2 separate regions of the Homo sapiens genome follow, and region 2 is linked to region 1. Evidence: read pairs that join two places in POLR2A ChIA-PET (ENCODE). Cell type or tissue: Panc1. All regions are shown on one strand. Links, peaks and the distances in the headings refer to the core of each region. The heading gives the core; the rest is flanking DNA. Region 1 overlaps TECR (trans-2,3-enoyl-CoA reductase). Region 2 has its middle 4.3 kb from the start of DDX39A.

The links. ChIA-PET counts read pairs that join two places held together with the same protein. Peaks named below come from ENCODE experiments on the same cell type or tissue, not always from the same donor. Only the 100,000 strongest peaks of a DNase experiment are listed, where the experiment ranks them.
Region 2: POLR2A ChIA-PET joins it to region 1 with 15 read pairs; 4 of 35 experiments call an interaction of 5 or more read pairs at or near these places.

Annotation. Positions count from the first base shown.
Region 1 is chr19:14,547,859-14,553,339 of GRCh38, reverse strand. The region is part of intron 1 of TECR (trans-2,3-enoyl-CoA reductase); the gene reads right to left. It also overlaps a transcript of DNAJB1 not described here. Among named protein-coding and RNA genes, the nearest start is that of TECR, 21 kb to the right of the region's middle. RefSeq lists an enhancer at 1,160-1,659. In Panc1, for the core only: no CTCF peak of the experiment used is centred there; no DNase peak of the experiment used is centred there; H3K4me3 peaks cover 305 bases; H3K27ac peaks cover 1,906 bases.
Region 2 is chr19:14,421,068-14,426,296 of GRCh38, reverse strand. No RefSeq gene overlaps it. Among named protein-coding and RNA genes, the nearest start is that of DDX39A, 4.3 kb to the right of the region's middle. In Panc1, for the core only: no CTCF peak of the experiment used is centred there; no DNase peak of the experiment used is centred there.

The DNA.
Region 1 (5,481 bases), core at 298-5,297:
ACCTGTGCTGGCAAGACGAGAGGTGCCAGGGTCTCAATGCCAATGTCTCTGGGCTCTCGGATCCGAGGCCAGGGCCAGGTGCAGAGGCAGCGGTAGCCCGGGACCCGGAGAAGCTGGAGCTGCTGTTCCCATCCAGCAGAGCCCCGAGCGAGCAGGTAGCAATCCAGCCTTGGAAGATGGTCATCGGACGCACGAGCTCCTGGCTTGGGCGAGCAGCCACAGCCATTCATAGAGGATGAATATGGCACAAGACAAACACAGTGGGAAGTTGGAGAACCTGGGTCTCAGCCCTGGGCCTGCCCCCCATTCTCAGTGGTACCCACAGCCTACACCCATCCCTGCGGTTGTGCCCTCAGGGCCTCCGAGGAGCACTGGCCCACCCAGAGCGACGCTGATCTCGCCCGTTTCATTCAGACGTGACATCTATCAGATGCTCACCCTGTACCTAGGACTATGCTGAGACTGCCACCCAGGCCTCACCCAGGCCCTATAAGAAAAAGACTGGGCCGGGCGCAGTGGCTCACACCTGTAATCCCAGCACTTTGGGAGGCCGAGGCGGGTGGATCACGAGGTCAGGAGATCAAGACCATCCTGGCTAACACAGTGAAACCCCGTCTCTACTAAAAGTACAAAAAAAGTTAGCCGGGCATGGTGGCGGGTGCCTGTAGTCCCAGCTACTCGGGAGGCTGAGGCAGGAGAATGGCGTGAACCCGGGAGGCGGAGCTTGCAGTGAGCCAGAGATTGCGCCACTGCACTCCAGCCTGGGCGACAGAACGAGACTCCTCTCAAAAAAAAAGAAAAGAAAAGAAAAGAAAAAGACTGTGATGCCTGTTACGTGGCTTGGAAAACTGGGGCTTGGGAACGAGGAAGCCCTCGCCCAAGGTAAGTAGCCTGGAAGTGCCCATGTGAGTGTCCACCCAGCTTGCTCAGGCCCAAAGCTCCTACAATAAAATAATGCCTCCATCCTAGAGAGCAGGGCTATGTGCAACAGAGAAAGGAAAAGGCAGGCCGGGCACGGTGGCTCACGCCTATAATCCCAGCAGTTTGGGAGGCCAGACTGGGAGGATTGCTTGAGCCCGGGAGGTCAAGGCTGCAGTGACCTATCATTGCACCACTGCACTCCAGCCTGGGGGACAGAAGACACGCTATCTCAAAAAAAAAAAAAAAGAAAAAAGAAAGAAAGAAAGAAAGAAAAGAAAAAGGCCAGGCGCGGTGGCTCATGCCTGTAATCTCAGCACTTTGGGAGGCCAAGGTAGATGGACTGCTTGAGCCCAGGAGGTCAAGGCTGAGTTATGACTGCACCACTGACTGCACTCCAGCCTGGGCGACAGAGCGAGACTCCATCTCAAAAAAAAAAAAAGAGAGAAAGAGAGAGAGAGAGAGAGAGAGAGAGGGAGGGAGGGAGAGAGAGAGGGAGGGAGGGAGGGGGAGAGAGAGAGAGAGAAAGGAAAGAAAAAGAGGAAGAAAGGAAGAAATAAAGAAATAAGGGTAAAACCAAACAAAAGAAAAACAAAAACAAAAAAACAAAAAACCCACCACCCTGGATGCGATCCTCCAGCAGACACCAAGAACTGAGCCTCTCTGCCTGGCCTGAGGACCCAGCCCGCTGGCCTCTGCCCCACAGCCTCACACAGCCAGGCTGTACCAGAGCAAAAGGTCTATCAGCAACTCATACCACAGCGGGGCCCAGGCAGGGTTTACAGCTGTGGCAATGCCTCCTGCATGTTTTCCTGTCACTAGCTAAGACAGCCAATGGGCCTAGAAAAGCAGGGGCGCGTCCTCAATGCTGACTGAGAGGCACTGCCACAGGGGGCGGTGTCAGACCTGCCTTGCCTGTCTGCTTCTCCAACTAGTAAATGGGTGTGCCTGCAAGACCATCTAACACAGGGACTGCTTAGGAATTAGGGAATTCCTGCAGCCTGTGCAACATGTCAAAACTCCTTCTCTACACAAAATATAATAATTGGCCAGGTGCAGTGGCTCACGCCTGTAATCCCAGTACTCTGGGAGGCCGAGGTGGGTGGATCACCTGAGGTCAGGAGTTCGAGAGTAGCCTGGCCAACATGATGAAACCCTATCTCTACTAAAAATACAAAAAAATTAGCTGGGTGTGGTGGTGGGTGCCTGTAATCCCAGCTACTCAGGAGCCTGAGGCAGGAGAATCGTTATGAACCTGGGAGGTGGAGGTTGCAGTGAGCCGAGATCGCACCACTGCACTCCAGCCTGGGTGACAAAGCAAGACTCCATATCAAAAAAAGAAAAAAAAATAGTGTCTTTGCAGATATAATTAAGGATCTTAAGATGACATTATCCTGAATTTAAGGTGGACTTAATAAGAGAAAGGAGTGTCCTCATAAGTAAAAGGAGCGGCCGGGTGTGGTAGTTCATGCCTGTAATCCCAGTACTCTGGGAGGCCAAGGTGGGCAGATCATCTGAGGTCAGGAGTTCGACACCAGCCTGGCTAACATGGTGAAACCCTGTCTCTACAAAAATTAGCTGGGCATAGTGGTACGGGCCTGTAGTCCCAGCTACGGGGGAGGCTGAGACAGGAGAATCGCATGAACCCAGGAGGTGAAGGTTGCAGTGAGCTGAGATCACGCCACTATACTGCTGCATGTGCAACAGAGCAAGACTCCATCTAAAAAACAAACAAACCAAAAAACTGACACTCCTGGCCGCTGGGGCCAGCCCTCAAGGAGCTCCAGTGTAAAGGCCAAACACTCAACTCCCCAGGTCCCAGACCCCCAGGGGATGGTCCAGAACTGCATCCCTGCACCCACAGCTGGGTGGCAGTTGGGGACGACACCTGGGTCTCTCTCCAACTCAGGGCAGGAAGGCGCTGTCGGACCAGGAAGCTGGAAGGGGGCCAGAGGCTGAGCCCTGCAGATACAAACTGACTGGAGGAGCAGGAGGAGCTCATCCGGGCCAACCCCCGACTGCCCGAGTCCAGCAGACAGGTTAGTCCACCCCCATGAGCTCAGCTTGCCAAAGAGCCTAGACTGGGATCTACGTGGCAGGCTTTATACACGCGGCGGCAGCTAACACCACCCGCCCACTCACAACCAGCCAGGCACGGAGGCTCATCCTCAACACGAATCATCTCCTTTACAATGTATTCATCCTCTTTTGCAGGTAAGGAAACTGAGGCTCGTTTGTTCACTGACACATGCCAGGCCCTGTTAAGGACTGTGGGGTTCAGCTATAGAAGGAGAGACAAAAATCCCTGCTCGCATGGAACTCACATCTTGGCAAAGAAAGAGTGACAATGAAATAAATCGCTATATGTAATATGTTCAAAGGTGACGTGCGACATGGAAAGAAGAAAGAAAGGAAAGGGGACAGGGAGTGGCAGTTGAAGGGGGCAGGTGTATAGTTTATTTTTTTTATTTTTTTTTTTGAGACAGAGTCTCACTGTGTTGCCCAGGCTGGAGCGCAGTGGCACAATCTCGGCTCACTGCAACCTCCGCATGCCGAGTTCCAGTGATTCTCCTGCCTCAGCCTCCTGAGTAGCTGGGATTACGGGTGCATGCCACCATGCCCAGCTAATTTTTGTATTTTTAGTAGAGATGGGGTTTCACCATGTTGGTCAGGCTCGTCTCAAACTCCTGACCTCGTGATCTGCCCGCCTAAGCCTCCCTAAGTGCTGGGATTACAGGCGTGAGCCACTGCGCCTGGCCTACAGTATTTTATAAAGAGGCCAAAAGCTGAGTGCAGGTCAGGTACGCTGGCTCATGCCTGTAATCCCAGCACTTTGGGAGGCCAGGGCAGGAGGATCACTTGAGCCCAAGAGTTTGAGGCCAGGCTGGGCAACATAGTAAGACCCTTATCTCTACAAAAACTTTTAAAAACTTAGCCGGGTTAGGGGGCCAAGGAGGGCAGATCACAAGGTCTTCAAGACTAGGAGTTCAAGACTAGCCTGGCCAATATGGTGAAACCCCATCTCTATGACAAATACAAAAGTTAGCTGGGCATGGTGGCGCATGCCTGTAGTCCCAGCTCCTTGGGAGGCTGAGGCAGGAGAACTGCTTGAACCCGGGAGGCAGAGGTTGCAGTGAGCTGAGATCGCACCACTGCACCCCAGCCTGGCGACAGAGTGAGACTCCATCTCAAAAAAAAAAAAAAAAAAAAGTCCAATTAAAGGTTGTGGAAATAATTCTGTGAAGGTAATGATGGCTTAGACAAATGGGTCAGCAAACTACAGCCGATAGGGCAACTCTGGTCTACTGCCGGCTTTTGAACCGACTAAAAATGGCTTTAACTTTTGTTTTATCTTTTAAAAAATACATGACGTTTTTACCTTTTTAAGCGGATGGAAAAAAAAAATCAAAGAAACCTATTTCATGATATGTGAAAATTAAATTCAAATTTTGGTGTCCATAAATAGAGTTGTATTGAACACGCCATGCTCACTGGATGTCATCTGTGGCTGCCACAGTGGTATCACTGCTGCTGAGATGTCTGAGATGGTTGGATGCGGTGGCTCCCGCCTGTAATCACAGCACTTTGGGAGGCCAAAGTGAGCAGATCACTTGAAATCAGGAGTTTGAGACCAGCCTGGCCAACATGGTGAACCCGTCTCTACCAAAATACAAAAATTAGCCAGACGTGGTGATGCGTGCCTGTAATCCCAGCTACTTGGGAGGCTGAGACAGGAGAATTGCTTGAACCTGGGAAGCGGAGGTTGCAGTGAGTCGAGATCGCACCACCGCACTCCAGCCTGGGCGACAGTGCAAAACTCCGTCTCTAAAAGAAAAAAAAGAGACGACAGAGATGAGCAGTGCTGCAGAGACCCTTAGGCAAAGCCTAAGATCTTTGCTAGCTGGATTAAGTTTGCCAACCCCTGGCTTAGGCCTGGTAACGGCAGTGAGGCTGATGAGAAGTGGTTAAATTCTAGAATGCTGAGCTAAGGGATGTGCTGACATTTGGACATGAGGCATGAGAGAAAGAGCAGAGTCAAACAGCTTAGGGCCTGGGTAACAAACAGGCCGGAACTGCCACCAAGGGGGTGGGGAAATGCAGGTTCAAGAGGAAAAATCAGAAGCTCCATTTTGGACATGTAAAGTTTGAAATGCCCATTAGGCCCAGGCACAGTGGCTCACACCTGTAATCCCAGCACTTTGGGAGGCCGAGGGGGCGGATCATGAAGTCAGGAGATCGACACGATCCTGGCTAACACGGTGAAACCCCATCTCTACAAAAAATACAAAAAATTAGCTGGGCATGGTGGTGGGCGCCTGTAGTCCCAGCTACTTGGGAGGCTGAGGCAGAAGAATCGCTTGACCCAGGAGGCAGAGGTGGCAGTGAACTGAGATCACACCACTGCACTCCAGCCTGGGTGACAGAGCGAGACTCCGTCTCAAAAAAAAAAAAAAAAAAGAAATGCCCATTAAACACACACATGGTTGGGAGGCCAAGGCAGGAGGATCCCTCGAGGCCCAGAGTCCAAGACCCAAGACCCAAGACCAACCTGGGCAACATCGC
Region 2 (5,229 bases), core at 230-5,229, 130 kb after region 1:
GGTGGCTGAGGCAGAGAACTGTTTGAACCCAGGAGGCAGAGGTTGCAGTGAGCCGAGACAGTGCCATGCACTCTGGCCTGGGTGATAGAGCAAGACTCCGTTTCAAATAAAAAACAAAAATCATGCTACTGCATTCCAGCCTGGGCAACAGAGTGAGACCAAAGAAACAAAAAAACAAACCACCTCCCACCGTCAAAAAAAAAACAAACAAAAACAAATAGTCTCACCTTACTTCCAACCACATGGCCCTTGCACTGGCTGTTATCTGTTCTGGAATGCTTTTCTATCACATCTTTCCAGGGCTGGCCCCTTTTGCTCATTTAGTTATCTGTTTAAATGTAACATCTTCTGAGCAATCTTCCTAGACCACACCGACGTCATTTCTGGCCCTTGGCCCTGTTTGATTATTTTGCATGTTACTCCTCCCTGAAATTGCACAGAGCCTGTGCTACGTCCGTCTTTGTGAAAGGAATGAGTGGGCACAGTATGAGGTATCAGGCGAAAGGTATCCCAGACTGCAAAGGCTGGAGGGGGTAGCTGTCGCACTTCAGAGGAAGCAGTCAGTGTAGGCTTCCCTGAAGGGCAGGTACTGGAGTAAACTTGGGAAAGACAAGCTAGAAAACTGCAAGGTAGGCTGGGCACGGTGGCTCACGCCTGTAATCCCAGCACTTTGGAAGGCCGAGGTGGGTGGATCACGAGGCCAGGAGATTGAGACCGTCCTGGCTAACACAGTGAAACCCCGTCTCTACTAAAAATACAAAAAAAGGCCAGGCGCGGTGGCTTATGCCTGTAATCCAAGCACTTTGGAAGGCCGAGACGGGAGGATCACAATGTCAGGAGTTGGAGAGCAGCCTGGCCAATATGGTGAAACCCTGTCTCTACCAAAAATATAAAAATTAGTCAGGCGTGGTGGTGGGCGCCTGTAGTCCCAGCTACTCGGGAGGCTGAGGCAGGAGAATCGCTTGAACCTGGGAGGCAGAGGTTGCAGTGAGCCGAAATCATGCCACTGCACTCCAGTCTGGGCGACAGAGCAAGACTCTCTCAAAAAAAAAAAAAAAAGGACTAAGCGTAGTGCCTCAGGCCTGTAGTCCCAGTACTTTGGGAGGCAGAGGTGGGAGGATTGCAGAGGACAGGAGTTCTAGACCAGCCTGGGCAGCATAGGGAGAGCATCATCTTTAGTTATTATTATTATTATTATTGAGACAAAATCTTGCTCTGTCACCCAGTTTGAAGTGTAATGGCACGATCTCGGCTCACTGCAACCTCTGCCTCCCAGGTTTAAGCAATTCTCCTGTCTCAGCCTCCTGAGTAGCTGGGATTACAGGCGTGTGCCACCGCGCCTGGCTAATTTTTTGTGTTTTTAGTAGAGATGGGGTTTCACCATGTTGGCCAGGCTGGTCTTGAGCTCCTGACCTCAAGTGATCCACCCACCTCAGCTTCCCAAAGTGCTGGGATTACAGGCAGGAGCCACTGGGCCCAGCTTCTAGTTATTTTTTAATGATACTAAAGAGAAAGAAAGGAACAAAATGATGCAGTCTGATACCATTTGTATCAAACACACACACACACACACACACACATATATATATAAAGTGAAAAAATGTATAAAGTAAAGGAGGCTGGGCGGGGTGGCTCATGCCTATAATCCTAGCACTTTGGGGAGGCAGAGGCGGGAAGATTGCTTGAGCTCAGGAGTTCCAGAGCAGCCTGGACAACATGGCAAAACCTCATTTCTTCTAAGAAATACAAAAATTAGTGGGCCAAGGAGGTGGAGGTTACAGTGAGCTGAGATCTCACCTGGCACTATGGCCCGAGTGAAAGCCAGACTGTTTATTTTTTTCTTTTTATTTATATCATGTAATTTTATTTTTTGAAACGGAGTCTCGCTCTGTCGCCCAGGCTGGAGTGCAGTGGTGTGATCTCAGCTCACTGCAGCCTCCACCTCCCAGGTTCACAAGATTATTCTGCCTCAGACAACTGAGTAGCTGGGATTACAGGTGCCTGCCACCATGCCCAGATAATTTTTGTAGTTTTAGTAGAGACGAGTTTTCTCCATTTTAGCCAGGCTGGTCTTGAACTCTTGACCTCAGGTGATTCACCCGCCTCGGTTCCCAAAGTGCTGGGATTACAGGCGTGAGCCACTGTGCCTGGCCCAGACCCTGTTTGAAAAAAAATAAAAATTAGTCGGGCATGGTGGCAGGTGCCTGTAATCCCAGCTACTCGGAAGGCTGAGGCAGAAGAATCGCTTAAACCCGAGAGGTGGTGGTTGCAGTTAGCCGAGATCGTGCCACTGCACTCCAGCCTGGGGAACAAGAGTGAAACTCCGTCTCAAAAAAAAAAAAAAAAAAAAAAAAAGTAAATGGGAAAAATAAAAAGGGAAATGAAAGGAAATTTATATGAAGTAGCTTTTTAGCTTTTTTTTTTTCCTTTGGTAGAGAAGAGGTCTCACCACATTGCCCAAGCTAGTCTTGAACTTCCTGCCTCAGCCTTCCAAAGTTCTGGGATTACATGTGTGAGCCACTACACCCAGTACCTTTTCTATGTTTTGATATGTATAGATATCCAAATACCTACCATTGTAACATCACAAAGAAGATGAAGGTAAAAACAACAAAACAAATACTTAGCATTGTGTTGCAATTGCCTACAGTATTCAGACAGTTACACACTGTCCGGGTTGGTAGCCTAGGAGCAGTAGGCTTTATATAGCAGGGGTCCCCACCCCCACCCCTCCCTGGCCTTGTGGCCTGTCAGGGACCAGGCCACACAGCAGGAGGTGAGTGATGGGTGAGCATTACCTACAGCCTGAGCTCTGCCTCCTCTCAGATCAGCAACAGCATTAGATTCTCATAGCAGCTCAACCCTATTGTGAACTGTGCATGTGAGGGATCGAGGTTGCCCATTCCTTATGAGAATCTAACTAATGCCTGATGATCTGAGGTGGAACAATTTCATCCCAGAACCATCCACCCTCCTTACGTCCATGGAAAAATTGTCTTCCATCATTCAGGTCCCTGGTGCCAAAAAGGTTGGGGACTGCTGGGCTATACCACATAGCCTACACGTGTAGTAGCCATACCATCTAGGTTTTTTTTTTGAGATGGAGTCTCACTCTGTTGCCCAGGCTGGAGTGCAATGGCAGGATCTCGGCTCATTGCAACCTCCGCCTCCTGGGTTCAAGTGATTCTCCTGCCTCAGCCTCCTGAGTAGCTGGTATTACAGGTGCGCACCACCATGCCCGGCTAATTTTTGTATTTTTAGTACAGACAGTGTTTCACCATGTTGGCCAGGCTGCTCTCGAACTCCTGACCTCGTGATCCACCCGCCTTGGCCTCCCAAAGTGCTGGGAATGAACCACCATGCCCAGACCCATCTAGGTTTATCTAAGTTCCCTTGTCTAGGTCAGTTTGCATTGCTATAGAGGAATACCTGAGTCTGGGTAATTTATAAAGAGGTTTATTTGGCTCACAGTTCTGCAGACTGTACCAGAAGCATGACACTAGCATTTGTTTCTGGGAGGGCCTCGGAAAGTTTCCAATCATAGTTGAAGGGGAAGGGGAGCAGGCATTCCATGGTGAGACAGGAAGGAAGCCAGACCGAGAGAGGATAGCAGTGCCGTGCTCTTTTAAACGATCAGCAATCTCATGAATAGAAGGAGAACTCACTTTACCATGGAAATGTCACTAAGCCATTCATGAGGGATCTACCCTTGTGACCAAAAAGACCTCCCACTAGGTCCCACATCCAACACTGCGGATCACCTGTCTGCCTGCCTGGCTTCCTTCCTTCGTTTCCCCTTCCTTCCTTCCTTCCTCTTTCTTCTTTATTTTTGTTTTATTCTTTTTCTTTTTTCTCTTTTTTTTTTGAGACGGAGTCTCACTCTTTCACCCAGGCCAGACTGCAGTGGCGCTATCTCAGCTCACTGCCAGCTCCACCTCCCAGGTTCACGCCATTCTCCTGCCTCAGCCTCTCAAGTAGCTGAGACTACAGGTGTCCGCCACCACGCCCAGCTAATTTTTTGTATTTTTAGTAGAGACGGGGTTTCACCGTGTTAGCCAGGATGGTCTCGATCTCCTGACCTCGTGATCTGCCCACCTCAGCTCCCAAAGTGCTGGGATTACAGACGTGAGCCACCGCACCTGGCCTCTTTCCTCTTTTTTTTTTTTTTTTTTTTTTTTGAGACAGTCTCACTCTGTCTCCCAGGCTGGAGTGCAGTGGCACAAACATGGCTCACTGCAGCCCCAACCTCCTGGGCTCAAGAAGGATCACATTTCAACATGAGATTTGGAGGGGACAAACATCCAAACTGTATCAAACTCCATGATGTTCATACAATGACAAGATTGCCTATGGAGACATTCCTCAACATGTCCGTGTCATTATGTGACCCCATGACTGTAATTCTTGTAAAGGTGGGTGCAGTAACTGTTCAGTACGACTGTTTTTCTTTAGGGCATTGTTTCTGTACTGGGAGGAAAGGAGTTGGAGTGAAGCACAGGTGACTTCAACTTTTTTTTTTTTTTTTTTTTGAGACAGAGTTTCGCTCTTGTTGCCCAGGCTGGAGTACAATAGTGCGATCTTGGCTCAACGCAACCTCCGCCTCCCAGGTTCAAGCGATTCTCCTGCCTCAGCCTCCCGAATAGCTGGGATTACAGGCATATGCCACCACGGCTGGCTAATTTTGTGTTTTTAGTAGAGACGAGGGTTCTCCATGTTGGTCAGGCTGGTCTCGAACTCCCAACCTCAGGTGATCTGCCCGCCTCAGCCTCCCAAAGTGCTGGCATTACAGGTGTGAGCCACCACACCCGGCCGTGACTTTGACTTTAATTACAATGTGTTATTCATTTATTTTAGAGACTGGGTCTCACTCTTTCACCCAGGCTGGAGTGCAGTGGTGCAATCATAGCTCACTGAAGCCTCAAACTCCTGGGCTCGAACAGTCCTCCTGCCTCAGCCTCCCGAGTAGCTGGGAGTACAGGTATCAACCACCATGCTTGGCTAATTTTTATTTTATTTTATTTTATTTTTTGTAGAGATGAGGTCTCACTATGTTGCCTAGGCTGGTCTTGAACTCCTGGCCTTAGGTGATCACTCTTGTTGCCCAGTCTGGAGTGCAATGGTGCGAACTCGGCTCACTGCAACCTCCACCTCCCAGGTTCAAGCGATTCTCCTGCCTCACCCTCCCGAGTAGCTGGGATTACAGGCATGCGCCACCACGCCCGGCTAATT